Linked DNA regions of Homo sapiens: region 2 is linked to region 1. The links are chromatin loops, found by intact Hi-C in ENCODE. Cell type or tissue: heart right ventricle. All regions are shown on one strand. Each heading gives the region's core, and the rest is flanking DNA. Links, peaks and the distances in the headings are about the cores only. Region 1 overlaps DLGAP4 (DLG associated protein 4). Region 2 has its middle 33 kb from the start of DLGAP4.

The links. Hi-C counts contacts between places; a loop is a spot of excess contacts. Peaks named below come from ENCODE experiments on the same cell type or tissue, not always from the same donor. Only the 100,000 strongest peaks of a DNase experiment are listed, where the experiment ranks them.
Region 2: it touches region 1 in a loop (11-fold over the local background); 25 of 110 quality-filtered maps call a loop at or near these places.

Annotation. Positions count from the first base shown.
Region 1 is chr20:36,436,745-36,442,112 of GRCh38, forward strand. DLGAP4 (DLG associated protein 4) reads left to right here. Exons shown (of 13, transcript NM_001365621.2): 5 at 3,010-3,124. Among named protein-coding and RNA genes, the nearest start is that of MYL9, 100 kb to the right of the region's middle. RefSeq lists a silencer at 4,731-4,928. In heart right ventricle, for the core only: CTCF peaks have their summits at 2,894 (motif pointing left) and 3,095; a DNase peak (open chromatin) is centred at 2,897; H3K27me3 peaks cover 1,152 bases.
Region 2 is chr20:36,270,404-36,275,771 of GRCh38, forward strand. No RefSeq gene overlaps it. Among named protein-coding and RNA genes, the nearest start is that of DLGAP4, 33 kb to the right of the region's middle. RefSeq lists an enhancer at 515-1,714. In heart right ventricle, for the core only: a CTCF peak has its summit at 3,121 (motif pointing right); no DNase peak of the experiment used is centred there; H3K27me3 peaks cover 2,561 bases.

The sequences.
Region 1 (5,368 bases), core at 161-5,160:
GGCGGAGATTGCAGTGAGCCGAGATCGCGCCACTGCACTCCAGCCTGGGCGACTGAGCGAGACTCCGTCTCAAAAAAAAAAAAAAGAAAGAAAGAAAAAGAAAAGCCCCGCCCGCGTGGAAGCCCCTCCCAGAGGCTTTTCTCCCCACTTCGGGTGAGTCCCGCCCACTTGTGAGCCCTCCAGGGGAAAACCTCTTTCAGTAAGTACAAGTCCCGCTCACCCGCAAGCCTCGTCCCCTAGGTGAACCCCTCTTAGTTCTGCCCCTACCCCAGGAGTCCCGCCTTCCTCCCATTCGGCTGTTCCCCCGGAGATCCCAGCCCACAGATGAATCCTGTCCCTCAGCTTCAGATCCAGGTGAACTCACTACTATAATGATCCAGGCCCCCTAAGTGAACCCGCCATCAGGTTAGCTCCCTCCATGAGATCCTCAGGTTGGCCCTGCACTCTGATGAATTGACCTCGAAGAGCCCGGCCAATTGGAGAACTACCCCTTGAGCCCCACCCACAGTTCAGCCCTGACCACAGGTGAGCTGCATCCTTTGGTAAACCCCGATCATGAAAGCCACACTCGGGTGATAGGTCCAGGTAAACCCCTCCCACAGGAGCCACATCCCCAGGTAAGTTCCACTCCCAGAGGGGAACTGTCCCACGGGATCTTGGTCTTCAGGTTAGGAGAACCTGCCCTGAGTGAGTGCATCACCTGTAACAGCACTGCCTAGGGAAGGCCAAAGCCCGCTCTACCCTTGCTCCTGTAACTGATCCCTGTGGGGAGTTCCGAGATGGGGGAGGGAGGTGAATCCAGAAGCCAAAGAGTGATAGACAGACTTTTCCTGTCCCAGTGCCTGCCTGGAATTCACCAGCCAAGCCCCATCGTGTTGCTGTAAGGCTTGGAGGAGTTAGAGGGAACAAGCTTCTCCCTAGATCTTCAACTAGGGGGGACAGGAGCCAAGGCTTCATGGAGGAGGTGGCCTGGGAAGACTGAGACAGAGGGAAGAGAACAGGTCAGGTGACACTGGTACCTAGGCAGGAAGAGGGCAGTGTTCTCAGAGCAGCCAGGAGTCTAGTTGACTGGGCAGAAGATAGAGAATGGCCTCCAGGTTGGAATTAAGGACACCACCAGACAATCCCAGGTCTGCCCTTTTCTGAACCTTAGTTTCTCCATCTTTTTTGTGGGGATGTGGGGAACAGGGTCTCGCTATGTCGCCCAGGTTGGAGTGCAATAGTGCAATCATGGTTCACTTGTCGACCTCCTGTGCTCAAGCAGTCCTCCCACCTCAGCATCCCGAGTAGCTGGGACTACCAGCATGGGCCACCATGCCCAGCTAATTTTTTTAAATAATTTTTTGTGACCAGGTGCAGTGGCTCACGCTTGTAATCCCTGCACTTTGGGAGGCCAAGGCAGGCAGATCATTTGAGGTCAGGAGTTTGACACCAGCCTGGTCAACATGGCGAAACCGCATCTCTACTAAAAGTATATAAATTAGCAGATTGTGGCGGTGCATGCCTATAATCCCAGCTACTAGGGAGGCTGAGGCATGAAAATCACTTGAACCCAGGAGGCAGAGGTTGCAGGGAGCTGAGATCGTGCCACTGCACTCCAGCCTGGGTGACAGAGTGAGACTGTCTCAAAAAAAAATATATATATATATATAATATATATGTATGTATATGTATATATTGCTCTCCCCTTGCTCATCAGCCCTCACACTGTCCAGGCTGGCAGTGACTTCCATTTTTCCCTCTGCCACTGGATGACCTTCGCCAGTCTTTTTCCCTCTGGGCCTCAGTTTCCCAATCTGAATAATATATACATATATATGTATATATTGTAAAGATGGGGCCTCACTATGTTGCCCAGAGTGGTGGTGAACTCCTCCGCTCAAGTGACCCTTCTGCTTTGGCCTCCCAAAGTGCTGGGATTATAGGTGTGAGCCACCACGCCTGGTCAGTTTCCCCATCTTTTTTTTTTTTTTTTTTTTTTTGAGACAGAGTCTTGCTCTGTCGCCCAGGCTGGAGTGCAGTGGCACAAACTTGGTTCACTGTAACCTCCACCTCCCGGGTTCAAGCAATTCTCCTGCCTCAGCCTCCCGAGTAGCTGAGCTGACCTCAGGTGAGCTGCCCGCCTCAGCCTCCCAAATTGCTGGGATTACAGGCGTGAGCCACCGCACCTGGCCTAGTTTCCCCATCTTTAAGTGAAGGGGCTGAGCTGGAGGATCTCTAAGACCCCTTCTAGTACGGAGATCCTACAATCCGAGTGACCAGTAGGCATTAAGGTGGGAGAGGCAGGAAGCCTGGGGCTTAAGCCTAGAATTCAAGGGAAGCAATAATAATAACAGTAGTAGTAGTAGCAATAATAGTAACAGCTGCCGTCTGTTAGCACTTGTCCGCTGGCCACTGTGCCTGACCTGATATCCTTTAATCTGCACCACTGAATCCTCACTGCAGCCCCAGCAGGCAGGTAGCATCATCCCCATTTTAGAGATGAGGAAACTGAGACTTAAGTAAGGGGTAATGACTTGCCCAGGGTCACCCAGCTGAGAAAGCTGGATTCCAATCCAAACCCTTCTGTATCAGGGGCCTAAGCTATTGGATGCTTGGATTTTATCCCCAGAATGAGGACTGGGGGATGCCCAGGATCAGGTAGATGTAAGAAAGATTGAAGGGCTGGGGCCGTGGAGATAAGGGGTGAGTCTAGGGGCCTGATAGAAGCCACTCGAACATCGCAGCAGAGCTGATGCCCTTTGGGAGCCCTAGGCTGTGGAACTTGACCCACCTCTGTCGGGCCTCTGGAAATGTCCCAGACTTTCAAGGAGGAAGGAAAGGGGCTGTAGAATTGGGCAGGGCCAGCCTCGGGTTTTAAACAGTCAAATACAAGCTGGTGCTGCCACCCTGCGGCTGCAGCGGGCATCACAGGTGTGGACCACCTGTGCATCACAGATGGTCAAGGCCTCCAAAAGCTGGGTGAACAATGGGTGGGCTGAGCCCTGTCTGCTCCCCACTCCCCACCAGGAGTCTGGACCGCCTGGATTCAGTGGACATGCTGCTGCCCTCCAAGTGTCCGAGCTGGGAAGAGGACTACACCCCCGTCAGCGACAGCCTCAACGACTCCAGCTGCATCAGCCAGGTGAGGGTGGCAGGGAGGCTGGAGAGTCAGGGGGCTTGGGTACTGATTCCCATCTGGGAGGAGGACACACGCCCAGGCCCAGCCCATGCTGAGTGGCCCCCAGATGTCTGCACTGTGCTTCTGTTTGGTCCTTGTTCCTGAAGCCTCCTGTGTGTGTCTCTGCCCCACCAACTGTCCTGTGGCTGGAGAGCACAGTTACGGGGCCTGACCCAGGACCCCACACCACCACTGTAAACACAGGCTGCCAGCGGGGCGCCTGTCACTTCTCATTGGGTTCAGAACCATGAGGATAAGGAACTGGAGACCTAGGTTCGAGTCCCAGTTTTGTCACTTGACAGTATGAACCCAGGATAGTCACCTCCCCTCCCTGAACCTCGGTTTCCTGATTTACCAGAGGAGGGTGAGCATTTCTATCTGGGGGCTGTTGAGAGGAATAAGTGGGATCGTGAAGGCGGTGTGCTCAGCAGAGGGTAGCTGCCTTCCTGGTTATTATTAGCATCTTTTGTGACCTCCAGCAAGTGACTGCTCACTTTGAACCTCTGTGCCACCTACTCAGTGGGCAGTTGTGCTCCCAGGCGCAGCCAGCCCTGCCTGTGTCAGTGAGGAGCATACTGGGCTGAACGTTGAATTTGCATGCCACCCTCTCAACCATCAGCTCCTTGAGCCCTTAACCACCCCCAGAGGTGGCCTTGTTATCCATATCCCCATTTCATAGGTGAGGCAACTGAGGCTCAGAGAGGTGAAGTCATCATGCAGCTAGGAGAAGACAAAGTTGGGCAGGGATCTGGGGCTGTCCAGCCCAGACCTGGACCTCAGCTCCTGCCGTGTACTCGGCACTTTAGGGTTTGCAAAGGGAGAACCAGGCAGGACTAAAAGGCACCCCCCATCGTGTGGATGGGGAGATGAGCCCCCCGAGAAGGCAGACACCTACTGGTAGTAGCAGTTAGGCAGTGGGGCGGCCAGGTGCGGGTCCAGCCTCCTCTCAGCAGGAACAGGCCACTGTGTGCAGGCCCAGGACCACGGCTAGAGGACTGCTTAGAAGGCTTTGGGACCCCGACTCCTCACAACTCCATTATTCCTGGCCTAGCCAAGCTCCTTCCCCAGCCCCTCAGACATGGGGAGGGGTAGAGTGCCGCAGCCCAGGGAGCCCCCTGCCCCTGCCCCCCTCATCCAGACTCCACCAAGTCACACCTGAACAGCCGTCCTCCAATCCATACTCAGTGGCCAGAGGGAGCTGTCAGAGCCACACCCCTGCTCCAGACCCTCCCTTGGCTCCCACCTCCCCCTGAGGGAAAGCCAGAGTCCTTACCTGGACCTGTGAAGCCCTGTAAGACCTAGGCCCTGCCTCCCTGTTGGATCCTGTCCCTTGCCCTGCTCCAGCCATGCCGGCCTCCTTTCTGCTCCTTATATACGAGTGTGCCATGTCATTCTGCTCCAGGCCCTCTGCATTTGCTGTTTCCTCTTCCAGGGGCTCTCTTCTCAAATCTTTGCACAGCTGGCTCCTCCTGGCGTTTCAGGTCTCTGCTCGAATGTCACTTCCTCAGAGAGGCTGCCTGTGATCACTTGTCTAAAGTAGCCTTCCCAGGCGCTGTTCCCTTACCCTGCTGTTCCCTTACCTTATCACTGCCTGGAACTAGAATCATTTGCTTATTTACTTAATGCTGTCTCCCTCTTAAAACTAGGATCTCCTGGGAGCGGAGGCCTTGCTGTCTTGTTCCCTGCAGTGTCCCCAGTACCTGGCACAGTGCCTGGCACAGGGCAGATGCTTAGTAGGTGTTTGCTGAATGGACGGCATCCCTCCCTGTCTCTCCCATCCCACCACGTTTTCTCGTCTCAGTCTTCCTGTCTGTGTCTGTCTCCGTCTGTTTCTCTCTCTCTGTTCTCTCTCCCCTCATTCACATTTTTCTCTGATTCTCTCCAGCGTGTCTCCATCTCCATGTCTCTCTCTGTGTCTGTCTGTCTCTCTACACATCCCATCTCCACCCCCGCCTGGGCCTGGCACCCAGGACACCTTTGTCCTTTAACTACACAAAAAGGCTTATTAATCGGCCAGGCTGGGGGCCGCAGCAGGTCTCACCCACCACCCGCTGCCCAGTCCCAGTTCTCTCCTAGTCCAGGATCCTCTGACCCCTCACAGCCTCAACTCTAGAAGTTTGAGTGACCCAAGCCATATATTTGGCCCCAAAGTCAGAGATATTCTAGCCTGGGGAAGAGCAGGCTCTGGGCTCCATCCCTAATCTGTAT
Region 2 (5,368 bases), core at 88-5,087, 170 kb before region 1:
CGGCCTCCCAAAGTGCTGGGATTACAGGCGTGAGTCACCGCACCTGGCCAAAACTGATCATTTGTTCATGTCAATACATAAATTTACATTCACAGTGTCACTTTCTTTCTTTTTTTTTTTTTTTTTTAGAGACAGAGTCTCGCTGTGTCACCCAGACTGAAGTGCAGTGACTTAATCATAGCTCGCTGCAGCCTTGAACTCCTGGGCTCATACGATCCACCCACCTCAGCCTCCAGAGTAGCTGGGACTACAGGAAGATATCATCACACCCGGCTAATTAACAACAACAAAAAAAATTGTAGGGATAAAGTCTTTCTATGTTGCCCAGGCTGGTCTTGAACTCCTAGCCTCAAGCAATCCTCCCACTTTGGCCTCTCAAAATGTTGGGATTACAGGCGTGAGTCGCCACACCCGGCCCACGGCATCACTTTTATCTGCCACAGCATATTTCATTCTGTGTTTATACCTTGGTATAACCACTCTCCTGTTTTGGGGAACTAGGTTTCTGGTTTTGCTCCAGTATAAATAGCTCTGTAATGAACATGCTTGGAAAAGCAGCTTTGCTTCTTGTCCATATGCGTTCGTAGGCTCTGTGGTAGTAGAATTGCTGGGTCAAGGGTTTTTGTTGTTGTTTGTTGGTTGGTTTTTGTTTTTTGTTTGTTTTTGCTGTTGATATCACATCGTTTCTGACTGGAAGTCTAAACAGCAAACCAGCACGCAGGCTCCACCGAGTTCCACAGACGTCTACGGGAAGGGCCCAGAATCTGTAGAACCAGGCAGGAGCTTGTGCTGCATTTCCTGCTTTCCAGGCTGATTGCTTAGAGAAAGGCCTTGGCCTTGAATGGGGCCTTTGCCCAGGAAGCCTCCTCTGTGCCCAGGAAGCCGGGATCAAAATTAGCCCCCCCGGAAGCCAGGAGCACACAAGCTGGTTCCTGCTGGCTCTCTCCAGCCTACTTCCTGCATACCCGATACCTCACGTGCCCTCTTCCTGTCTCCAGATCCCACTCACCTGAGACCATGCACAGAGGGAGAATGAATGTGACGTGTTACAAAGTCCTCATTGTTCTGAGGAGGGGAGAGATGCAGCCAGGGCAGGCAGCCTCGAGACTGGGCAGGTGTGAGCCCGGGCGGTGGGTCTCAGAGGTGCATGGAGGGTCAGCCTGGAGAGGACAGAATGCGGGGCCAACCCACAGGACAAGGCCCAGAGCAGGAAGGGCCTGGAGCCTGCAGAAGGCAACAAGGAGAACAAGCCCGCAGAAGGACAGGGAGGGCCTGCCCAGAGCTTCCGAGGGTGCTGACGGCCAGGCCGGCCTGGACACCGTCTTGTCTCTCTCCATCCTTCACTGCGCTGCTCTGCTCTCTGCGATCTCACTCCATTCAGAGTTGGGAAAGGAAAGATCCATCTGAGGAAAAGGTGAGCTGAGAACTAACCAGAAAGAGAGGGAGGGAACGGGCGAGGGAGGGAGAGAGAAAGGAAGAAACAGAGAAGGGAGGAGAGGCCACCACCCAAAAGAGGAAGCCATGCCATCCAGGTCTCCTGATTGACCAGCACAGGTTTAAGTGAAGACCTTCCCTGTGGTCAGCTCAGCAGTGGCTGCAAGCCAGGCTAGGTGGCTCAGGTCTGTAATCCCAGCACTTTGGGAGGCCAAGGCAGGCGGATTGCCTGAGGCCAGGAGTTTGAGACCAGCTTAGGCAACACAGTGAGACCCTGTCTCTACAAAAAAATTTTAAAAAATTAGCTGGGTGTGGTGGTGCGTGCCTGTAGTTCCAGCTACTCGGGAGACTGAAGTGGGAGGATCGCTTGAGCCTGGAGTTAAAGGTTGCAATGAGCCGTGATCGCGCCACTGCACTCCAGCCTGGGTGACAGAGACCAAGTCTCAAAAATTAAAATAACAATAATAGTAAGAGGCTGCAACAGACCTTCAAGCTGGGAGAGCAGGTTTTCAGGCAGCTCAGGACCACAATCCCGGTTCTAAAAAGTGCGTGCAGGCACGTCTGACAACAAGACAGCCATGCAGGTCTGGGCGCCAGCTAAGAGAGGAGGGTCCCACATTAGGTTCAGCCATTTCAGCTTCTTTCCACTCTTGCCTGGCATTGAATTCCCGTATTTATTAATCCCCTCTAGAGCACAAGTGAGCCCATCCTTGTGAGATGAGGGAAAGCATCAGGGCTGTCCTGTGCAAACCCAGTGCAGCACAGTGCCCAGGCCATGTGCTTCGACACTATGGGCAGCTGCCGAGGAGACATCTCTTTGAGCAAAGTCTCTCTGTTCATCACCCTCCCCCTCCCCAGTTCCCTTTTTGTCACTTGATTCAGGTGGGATTCACCTCTCCGTGGCCTCTCCTCTCTTTCCTTCCCCACCTCTGCACTCTGGGCCTGCTGGGAACGGAGGAGAGATGGGTGGGCCATGGTGTGCTTCGTTCACAAACACCCACCCAGCACCCAGATGTGACTGGGGGAGGCTGGGTGGGCAATGACCTGTGAGCCTGTAGGCCACCCCCTTTCACCCAGGGGACAGCTTCTGGGAGCCTGAGGTCGGGGGTCTTGGAGAAAGAATAGAAGCACACCCTTGGCTCCTTCAGGTGGGGGTTGGGTGGAGTGGAGAGCAGGGCTCTTGCCTGAACAGTAATATCATAAAACTGTGAAGAGCTGGCCGGGCATGGTGGCTCACACCTGTAATCCCAGCACTGTGGGAGGCTGAGATGGGCGGATCACTGAGGTCAGGAGTTCGAGACCAGCTTGGCCAACATGGCAAAACTCCGTCTCTATAAAAAATACGAAAATTAGCCAGGCATGGTGGCGCACTCCTGTAATCCCAGCTCCACAGGAGACTGAGGTAGGAGAATCACTTGAACCCGGGAGGCAGAGGTTGCAGTGAGCCGAGATCGTGCCACTGCCCTCCAGCCTGGGAGACAGAACGAGATTCCATCTCAAACAAACAAGCAAACAAAAAAAACAAAAAACACAAAATACTGTGATGAGTTGACATTTAAGTGCGATCAGTATGCGCCTGGAACTGTCGAGCTGGTACCTTACTTATGGTCATAGGAGGTGGGTGCCGTCATCATCCCCATTTTATAGATGGAGGAAACAAGGTGCAGAGGTTGAGTAACTGGCCCAAGATCTCACAACCAGCAGGTGGCAGAGCTGGATTTGGAGCCTGTGATTGTCCCACCCAGCTAAAGTCTAATCAGGCTTTCTGTCCTCCAAGCTCTGAGAAGCCATCCTCGGCTTCCCAGAACCTTTCTTTCCTTGGTCTGAGCTCCCGACCCACCCCCTGTCTGGACTGGAGAGAGGAAGTCTGGAAGCCACCCAGTCTCCATCCAGTAAGAACACGCTCCTGCCCACTGTGGCCCCAGTGCCTACACAAGTGCCTGCAATATAGTAGCTGCTCAATAAAGATTTGCTGAACAAGGGCCAGGCTTGGTGGCATATGCCTGTAATCCCAGCTACACAGGAGGCTGAGGCAGGAGGATCACTTGAGCCCAGAAGTTTGAGACCACACATTGAGACCCCATCTCAAAAATAAAAAAGTTTGCTGAACAAGCTCTGCCCTGTGTAGCTGGTGCTGGGACTCACAGCGGGCCTGCAGCAGTCAAGAGAGAGGTCTGGAGCCAGGCTGCCCTGTCCGGTCCCAGCTGTGTGTTGCTGGGCGAGTCGCCGCATACCTCTGGGCTGCACTTCTCTGCCTGTAGAAAGAGAGATTCCCCAGTGCCTGCCTCCCTTTGTGGGGCCCTGAACAAACGCTCCATGGAGACGTAGCTGCTGTTATTATTGCTGCCATTACCCAGGGACACCATCTGTATTCGACCCTGGGGCTGGCAGAACGTGGTTCTCTCCCCCACTGCCCCTCTCCTGATGCTACTGGAAGCCTGCGGGGGTGTGGGGAGCCTGGCCTGGCCCAGGTCCTCTCCTCACCCGTGTCAGGAAAGAGACCCTGTCTGCACCTGTCCCCAGCCCCAGCCCCAGCCCAGCTGCTATTCTTAGTCCCTCCCCATTTCCCTCATCTCTAGGCATTTTCCCTCCTAAACTTGCTCTGCGTTTCCATAGGAACCAGGGGAGGGTGGAGATGGGGAGAGGGTCCTCCCCCACGGAAGGGAACTTCATTTGGGGCTGTTTGGGAGCGGCTGGCAGTGCCTGGTGGAACTTCCCCCACTGTGCCTCTCCCCTCCTCCCCAGACCCCTCCTTGAACAGCCTGTTCCTCCGACCGTTATTTTTAATGCATTTATCCTGCCGCTTAATTTATCCCGCATTGTGATCAGATTTAGCTGAGAGCGCTCCGCAGCCCGGCCTGCCTGCATATTCATGAGTCGGTTCATTCATGCCGCCCCCAGAATGCCGGGCAATAGTGGGCAGTGCGCTGCCTGGTCCCCGGGTCCCACCTGCTGCAAGGGCAACCGGGGGTCAGAGGTCAAGGGCCCAGGCTGCAGCCAGAGAGCGGTTGTAGGGTACAGCACCTGTGGGTAGGGGGTGGGGGGTGTCCCTAGGTGGAGGCTCTGGAGCCAAACTGTGCTAACATCTTTCTCTGCCATTGCTGATAAAATCACTTCACTTCTCAGTTTACTCATCTGCAAAAGGGGAAAATAATGTCCCCTGCCCTGGGTCACTGGAAGATTAAGAGAATACACATAAATGATCACAGTGGGTATTCAGTGTAGCTCCCTGTTGTCATTGTCGTTCCTGCTGAGCAGTGGTTCATCGTGGCTCTGGTTCCTGGAGAAACGGGGTGGTGGGCTGGGGCATGAGTCTCCTCTGGTGATGAGGCTGTGGGCTATTTCTGTCCAGCCTTTGCTGACTGTGATACGAGCTCCTCCCCTCAAGTGAGGGTCAGGAGGGCAGTTCCCAAAAGGCAGGAGGGACCAGAGGATGCAGTCTGGTCTCTCAGGAAGGGCCCCTGGGATCGTCCAGGGTGTGCAGCCCCCACCAGGGGCCAGCAGGGAGGCTGGGGCTCTGGAAGGAGGCAGGGCTCTAGACTCCAGGTTCTTCTGGCCCTTGGGAACTTCTAGGTTGATCACTCCCTTCAATTATTCATTCTGTTATTTTACTGTTGCCAAGCCCATGCTGGGCTCTGGGGACATCGCCCTGTCCTCAGGGGGACTACATCCCATCAGAGAGGTGAGTCCAGGCTACGGAGTGGTCAGGGCCTTCAGATGAGGCCAGATCAATTGCCTGGGGGTTCAGAAGGGGAGGAAATCATCGCAGCTGGGCATCAGGGAAGGTTTCCTGTAGGAGGCAGCATTTAGGCCGAACCTTGAAAATGTGGCTGTAACAAGATTGGATGGAGTAAGATGGATATTTGGGGTCTAAGGGACAGCAAAGGCAAAGGCTGGTGATGGGAACGCAGGTTGGGAGAGGTCAGCCAGGTGG